Linked DNA regions of Homo sapiens: region 2 is linked to region 1. A link is a loop called in an ENCODE intact Hi-C map of the cell type or tissue named here. Cell type or tissue: PC-9. All regions are shown on one strand. Region 1 holds the start of PPIC (peptidylprolyl isomerase C). Region 2 overlaps PRDM6 (PR/SET domain 6).

Region 1 (4,000 bases):
TTTAATCCGCGCCTACGCGGTAAATTCCTGGAGGTGCTCCCAGCCTAGCCCGCTGCGCCCGGCTCCGCGCCTGGGCAACCCGGGCTCCCTCCCGTCCCTGGCGCCCTCCGCACCCGCCTAAGGCGCGGCGGTCGAGCCCTGGCTGCGCCCTGTGGGCGCGCTCCTCCGAATCCCAAGTTCGGGTCGCGAGTCTGAACTTGGGAGGAACGCGCCCCGGGTCCCCGCCCTTCCCGGACTGCCCGATCCCCATCCCCCGCAACCGGGAGCGCGCAGGCGCAGCCGGCCGGCAGTCCCGTCAGCTGTCCCAGAGCCTGTGTCGCGCCCGTGCCGGTAGCGCCCGTGCCGGTAGCGCCGCTGCCACCGCTCACCATGGGCCCGGGTCCTCGGCTGCTGCTACCTCTCGTGCTTTGCGTGGGGCTCGGCGCACTTGTGTTTTCTTCGGGGGCCGAGGGCTTCCGCAAGCGAGGCCCCTCGGTGACGGCCAAGGTGACCGAGAGCGGCGGGCTGCAACTTCCCCTGTTGCGGGCGGGGCCCTGGGGGCGCTTTGGATACTGGGACCTCGGTGTCAGGGCGGGCGAGGTGGAGGCTTCCCGGGCGCAGGGGGACTGGAGGCGGCCGCGGGACTGGGTGGGAGGGGGCTGCTCGCGTGCTGGGAGGCCGGCGCTCCGGGGGAGACCCTGGGGGAGCTGGGCTGAGGCCAGCCTACCTCCGCCGCAGTCTGCTTGGACTTCTTGTCCCGGGTCGGTAGTCCGAGGTGACCAGCCTGGGGGTAGGAGAGGCTTCCGGAACCGGCGGGCCCGTTCTCCAGGAAAGAGACTGCCCAAGTACTTCCTTCAGCGTGGCCTGGGCTCGGGAGCAGAACGAGAGGAATGCGGGGAGGGGGGCGGGACCCGCACAGGAGAGGCGCTCGGAGCCCAGGGCTTGCAGCCGCCCGCCCGCTGCGTGGTCTCCACGCTGGCCGCGGTGGCTTCAGGCAGGCATTAAAGCGCCTGGTTCAGATGAGAGACTACCCTCCGCCTCTTTTGGGGAACCGTCGTCCTTCCCGGGAAGGGGAGGTGCGCCTTCAACTTCGGCGGGCGGGCGGCCCCTGCTGTGGGCTACGCGAGGCCGGGCGAAGGCGGCACCTGTAGACCTGGGGCAGCCTCCACTGCGGGGAAAGGGGGCGGGGGGCTGCCAGAAAGTGCGTCTTTAAGGCTTCCTCGTACTTAACTCCGCTTCAGTTCTTTTTTCAGCGTATTTAACCAAGGGTAGACGATAATGGGAGAATGCAGGGAGAGGGAGGGGATAATTTGGTGCCCATGATCACCACTTCTAGAAAACCCACTGGCAATAGTGTCTTCGAAGCTGAAGCTGGAGGGGGCGGGCTGCAGCTGAAAGTGGTCTTCATCAGTCTGGGGTTTGTCAATGGAAACGATACTAATCAACGAGTAGAATGCTTACATCCTCGACCGCAGACGCCACCTGAGGACGGGGAGGACTAGGGGGTGGGGAGGAGGAGGTCCAGCTCAGCATCTGATGTCGCAGAAAGGCCGTGCCACGTTGTGGGCGGGGCTGATAAACAGCCTGATGGTTTCGAGAAGCTCTGATCTTACTCCCAGCCTCTTGATCTTGTAGGCATGTCTAACTTTGGGAAATGGTTTGTGCAAGGCCACAGAGCTGAACGGGGTCTCTTGGGATAAAGCCATAAACATAAAATTCGCACAATTATGAAATGTTGGAGGAAATAAACTGTAATATACTTTGGGTGACATTTAAAAATAGCTGAAAAATGAGAAAAACCAGCGCAGAGAAGACTAAGGAGGCAAAGGGAACTGCATATGCATAGGTCCTCAAACAGGAAAGCCCTCCCTGCATTCAGAGGATGTGGAGAGGACGGAATGGCTTCAGCACAGAATGAGAGGTGACTTGAGATGAGGTTGGAGGGGTGAGCAGCAGCGGAATCACACAGGGCCTTAGAGGCTGCAGGTAGGCATGCGGGTATTGAGGCAATTCTTAAAATTTGAAGTGTTATTCTGCAGTCAGAGCCACTGAAGGGTTTTAAGCATAAGAATGGCATGATCTCAATATATACTCGAGAAATTTATGTGGTCACTCAGTGGAGAGTGAAATGGGAGGTCATTCAGGGCACCATGCCAGAGTCCAGATGGTGGCTTGGATTAGGGTGGTAATCATTGAAATGGGGAGCAAGGGAAGGACTTGAAATAGATTTTGGAGATATAACTAACAGGAGTTGCTGACGGTTTAGAAAGGGGGCGAGGGAGAGGGAATAGGATTGCCAAATAAAATACAGGATGCCCAGTTAGATGTGAATATCAGATTAACAATGAATAAATGTTTTTAGTGTAAGTACGTCCCCTGCAATATTTGGGAACAGGTTTCACCTGGGAAACTTCTTAAACTTACTGATGCAGTGACCCACCCCAGAGCAAGTCAATCACAATCTGTATGGGTGGGGCTCAGTATCCTATCTTTTAGAAGCTTTTGGTGATTCTGATGTGCAGGCAGTGTGGGCGGGGAACCACTGGAAGATGGAGCCAAGAGAGGAGGAAGCTGGTGGCTGCAGGAGGGGAAGGGTTTGAGCATCCTAAACCCTTGTCTGTGACACTGTCACTGAGGGAGAGTTTGCATGCACCCTACTCTCAGAATTGTTACTTAACATGTCTTTTTTCCCCCTACCAAATTTGTCATTAAGTTTTTCTAAAAGCTGATTGTGTAGGTGCGTCTTAAACAGATTCTGCTCTGTTAAATTACTTTTTCATGAACTTGTAAAGACAACTAAATCTATTGGAAAATGACGTTAAAAATAATTTCTCTGAGTGCAGACAAGTACATTAATTGGCCATTGCTCTAGTGTATTGTTTTCCCCAGCAGTGTTTTTGTTTACCTCTGATTTCATTTAAAAATAGGAATCTGTAAATAAGAGAGGTGTGAGGTGCTATTCTGCCCACATGGCCCATTAGTGGCACTAACTTGGTCCACAGATCCTGCTGCTGGGCCAGCCTGGCAGCTTCCTGCCCCAGCCATAGAGGCTCAGGTGGGGGCTCTGGCTCATTGGGCTCCAAATCCACAGAATTACATTTGCTGACCTATATTTCTGAACCAATGCCATGGGATCTGTGCAGGATCCGGCATCGGGAGTGTATGAAATAATGCCACCATCCTTCCAGCTGCACACATATTACAGCTTGCAAGCACATTAGCATGTAGTGGCCAGGAGGCTGTGGCTAGATGGCCTTAGACAAGTTATCTAATGTCCACAGCTCAGTTTCCTCCTTTGTCAAATGGAGATAGAAATCATCCCTACCTGGGAGGGCTTTGCACATTAGATGTGGTAAAGCAGATGTCTTAGTCCATTTATGTTGCTATAAAAGAATACTTGAGGCTGGGCAATTTATGAAGAAAAAAGGTTTATTTAGCTCACGGCTCTGCTATGAGCTGTAAGATTCAAGACTGGGCATCTGGTGACAGCCTCAGGCTGCTTCCAGTCACGGCGGCGGAAGGTGATAGGGAGCAGGCAGGTGCAGATCACGTGGAGAGAGAGGAAGCTGAAGGGGGTGGTGCCAGCTTCCTTTTAAAACCAGTTCTCATGGGAACTAACAAAGTGAGAACCCATTCACTACTGAGATGGCACCAAGCCATTCATGAGGGATCTACACCCATGACTCAAACACCTCGCATTAGGCCCCACCTCCAACATTAGGATCAAATATCCAAACCATAGCAGCAGGTAAAGCACATAGTCCATAGTCCCTGATTTCAGAAGTCACTTGTTAGTGTTATTTGTGTTTATCTTCTTAATCCTACTGTGACAGAGCAGACCTGAAAGGAATCATCATTTATTTTACAGATGAAGAAAGGGAGTTCAGAGTTTAATTAACTTGCTGAAGTTTCCATGGCCATTGAGTGGTGGAGCTGCATTTGAGAACAGTTTCTTCCACATCGCAGCTCATGTACTGGGTGTGTTCCCTAGTTACTTTGGAAATGGAATCAGGATTAATTC
Region 2 (4,000 bases), 120 kb before region 1:
ATCTCTGCATGTTGAAGCACATCAAAGGGATTTTTCCCTTTTCAGATAATATTTCCTTTGCTGACATGTATTTAGTATTGTGGTTGGATGACTCATAAAGATAGCTTCATGGCGTCCCAACGCAGTTGAAGTGGAACACATGCCAATAAACATTATTGTCAGCCTCAAAATAAAAACAAAACGTTCAGCTAAGGGTCAATCAATCAAGTGTGCTTTGAAGAAAATTCCATTTAGATATTACAAATCATAACAGAATGAATTTAAACCAGCTGACTTTTTGTGAAGAGGACATTCATGTACAATAAAAATTAGCCTGGCTCTTCAGGGTCCAACTTTTCTATTTTCTTACTCTTGGACGTGGTCACTGGTGATGAATGCCAGTTTTTAAAATTGGGCTTTTGTATTTCATTTTGTAAAGATCTGAAGTAATCGAAAACAGATCGGCAGAGAGAGCTCATAGTGTAAGCGCCGTCATGAAAGGGGGAGTTGTAAAAAACCCACTTAATATTGACAGATAGGCAATGACTTACCCGTGCCCACCTTCCTCTTAGGGGGTTCTTGTTTTCCCAAATTCAGAATTTGCCTCTATAGCTCCCTGGGTACCCATTACAGAACCAAACTATCTCTTACTAAGTGGACAAGTACAATCTTCACTAATTTTCTAGCTCAGAGTTTTATAAAAAACCTCACAACAGAAATGCAGCTGTAATAAAGGTGAATAAAGCCCACATACAGCAGTGTAATGAAATACTGTCTTGTGCTACTTCATTTAAACTGTTATTTAATGAAATAAAACTGCACTGAAAACCAAGGCGGTGAGTCACATACTGCCCACATTTTTTTTAATTGAAGACCTCAGAGAGCAAGCCAAATTTGTGCAGCCTTTAACCAACAAGGGGAAGAAAGTTAAAAAGAAAAAACTTAAGCTTCGTTTAAAAAAAAAAAAAAAGGAAAGGAAAATAAATAGCCATAGGCAGGACTCCAAGTTGCTGAGCACAGAGCCCTCTGCTTTGATGTGTCTGTGGTGCCTAATAAAGCTAAACAGTTGCTTCTGATTCTAAAGAGAACACGGCTGTTTATAACTGAGGTCATATATTTATATAGCACACGTTTTCGAGGGATTTTGAGAGAAGAAGGCTTAGTGGTGGGGCTTTTTTCCTATTTGATTTGTTTTTGCCCTCTCATCTCCACTCCAGCCTTCCTTAGCACTAAGTGGAAATGCTTCACCAGCAGGTGCACTGAGAAGAACTGGCTGAGTGTCCGGGGAATCCACCCTGCTTCTCAGCTCCCCAGAGGCCTCCCTATGTGGACCCCCTAAGGGAAATGGGGATGGCTCCACCCTGCCTTTGTTATCCTCTGTGTTTTGCCCATACCTTTCAGGAAACCAGGGGCTTCTCTATGCCCGGAAACTGCCTCATCAACTGAAACAAATCCTGAATCATCAAAGGGCCAAACCCACTGCCACCTTTAGACGGAGCAGGAGAGTTACCCTGGCTCTGTCACTGCCACTAAGTCTAACGGTTTTGGAAAGGTATCCTTGGGAAGGTAGCGAGTTCTTGGTTTCCCATGCTGTTGTGCAAATAAAGCTATTCCTCAAAGGAGACAGCATGAAGGAGACTGAAAGCAAGAGACCTGAGGCTGAATCTCTGACCTTCTACTTATCTGTGTGAAGACGACTGCTTGGGAAAAGCACCCCAAGTCAGTGGGTTTGCTGGGCTCATTCAGACCATTCTGGAAGTTCTAATGATGTGGGAGTAACTTCACCATGTGCACGGAGTGAAGGAGGCCATCTACGAGCACTTTTAATCCTAAATGTTCATGAATGCTCTTACTGTCATAGGAACTAAGGAGGTTTCAGAAACCTAGCAAAAAAAAAAAATGTCTGCCAGTCCTTGCAGAGTTCTGCAGGATTTTTTTTACCCACCAGTGGCAAGCCTGAATTTGTATATGCAAGCCAAATGGCTTCAGCTCTGTAGGTGGTAAATCAAGATATACTTTACCTGTACTGAACTACTGTTAGATTCTGTTCTCCGCAGTGCCTTGCACATCGGATATACCTCATCCAGCTCGACTTACTAGGTTCCCCACCATCAATAAAGTGCTGTAGTGTCCCATCCTGGTCATATATCTGGAGAAGAGGTCAGAAGGTCAAGTAGTTAGAACGAATCATCAGCAATCATTTTCCCTACTTCCCTTGGTGTCTTTATGTGTCAGCTGCAGAAATTTATTGCCCTTAGGTTTGCTAGTGCTTATTGATGCTTGTGGACAACTCAACCGGAATAACAGGAAAATATGTTTTGATGATGCAAGTCGATCATGTTTTTCTTATCAAGCCAATCTTCTCTGTATTAAACATATTTGTGGTATCTCACGGATGTGACCATATTTCCCAAAGAATATTTAACTTATTTTGACAGGCTAGTCTTAAATAATGAGCTGCTGGATAAACAAAGCAAGCTGAAAGGAGAGGCCGCACTGACATTGTTGGAACATCCACATTCGAGGCCCCCCAGTCTCAAACACACAACTGCCCAGAGGCATTCGGGAGGCAGTAACTGTCTGTTCAACAGGCTGGGCGACACCCAGCAGAAGGCAGTTGGAGAGTTATGGAGCCGTAAAGAACTGGCAAAACAGACTCTGATTTGGGTGAAATAAATGGACTCTCACCTCAAAGAAGATGTAGGGCTTCAGTTTTCAGGACCTGAAACTAGTAGGAGAGGAGTCATTAAAAAAAAAAAAAAAAAAAAAAGAGAGACCCTCAAAAAAGGAAAGAAAAAAAATGGCTGTCTCCTATGAATCCTACATTTCTTAACCGAGTTGTCTAATTGTTACTGCCTCACATCAATTCAAGCAGATTTCCTTTCAAGATAGCATTTGAGAAAATGAAATCTGCTTCAAACCACTCAATAAGCATGAGACAAAAAGTCTTGTGAAAGCAACTAGGGAGCCAAGCAAACACAGAGTCAGTGCCAACAGCAGAGGCAACAGCTTGCCTTTCCAGAAACGACTTCAGATTCAGGGCACTTAGGGAGACATGGTATCTAGAGGAGTGGGAGATGAGGCGGTCATGTATCCACAGCAATTCTAGAAAGTCACTCCCAGTCCTGGGGCCATCCAGGAAGCAGGGACAGTTAAAGAATTTCCTAAGGGTATGGTTCTCAGAAGGACCATCATACACTGCACCTTTTCAGATAAAATCAGCAGTGGGATCCTTCTGCTGGTAGCTACTTCTCCAGAGCATCCTGACAAATCGTGTCTCTCACTCTTGCTAGTCCGCCCTTCCAATTTTCCTTTTCAAATAAGCATGGAAAATAAGTGTTAGAGAGAGCCTCACTGGTTACATTTAGGCTCCAAAATTAGTATGGTCATTCATATTAGTTTAGCTCAGCAGTTCTATTCCGGGGGAGGGGGTGCAAACGGGCTTAGTGATGACAGTTTCTTTTTACTAGTCATTTAAAAACAGCTGAGTTTTTTTTTACTTTATTTATTTTATTTTATTTTATTTTTTGCTTTTCTTGAACTCATTCCTCTCCAACCCCAACCTTTCCACTAACCCCACAATGAAATTCAAACATTAATCTGTTAAAAACAATTGAGAAGTTATGACTGGGTAAACACACCAGGGTGATCACAGCTGATAATCAATTTAGCTTGAGCAGAGTGAAGAGATTCTTGGATTATATTTATTTAAGGCTAATGACTTCTTTAAATTTCTAGGTTTTGGATAATGGCAAAAAATGGAAACATTGCATGGGGTGGCTACATCTGCTACATGAACAATCTAATGATAGACAACATATTTAGGATTGATTACACTGTAGTTGTTTCTGTTTTTGTTGTTGTGGGGTTTTGTTTTTGTTTTTGTTTTTCTAAAAAAACTAGTTAAGATTCAAAATTTCAACTCTGAAACTGTTGTTGACAGCCTCAGAGTTGAAATTTTTAATCTTAACCAGTTTCTTCAAAATTGCAACATTGACCAAAGCCATTTGGTTCCCTTAAT

What was found. Hi-C counts contacts between places; a loop is a spot of excess contacts. Peaks named below come from ENCODE experiments on the same cell type or tissue, not always from the same donor. Only the 100,000 strongest peaks of a DNase experiment are listed, where the experiment ranks them.
Region 2: it touches region 1 in a loop (4-fold over the local background); 9 of 110 quality-filtered maps call a loop at or near these places.

Annotation. Positions count from the first base shown.
Region 1 is chr5:123,032,995-123,036,994 of GRCh38, reverse strand. It overlaps PPIC (peptidylprolyl isomerase C), which reads left to right and starts at 270. Exons shown (of 5, transcript NM_000943.5): 1 at 270-486. The coding sequence starts at 370. PPIC-AS1 (PPIC antisense RNA 1) reads right to left here and starts at 1,073. Exons shown (of 2, transcript XR_001742868.2): 1 at 707-1,073. RefSeq lists silencers at 44-93, 1,402-1,574. In PC-9, no CTCF peak of the experiment used is centred here; DNase peaks (open chromatin) are centred at 224 and 1,504; H3K4me3 peaks cover 1,913 bases; H3K27ac peaks cover 1,366 bases.
Region 2 is chr5:123,154,012-123,158,011 of GRCh38, reverse strand. It overlaps PRDM6 (PR/SET domain 6), which reads right to left. Exons shown (of 8, transcript NM_001136239.4): 4 at 2,001-2,128. Among named protein-coding and RNA genes, the nearest start is that of PRDM6-AS1, 66 kb to the right of the region's middle. RefSeq lists a silencer at 1-104. In PC-9, no CTCF peak of the experiment used is centred here; a DNase peak (open chromatin) is centred at 2,311.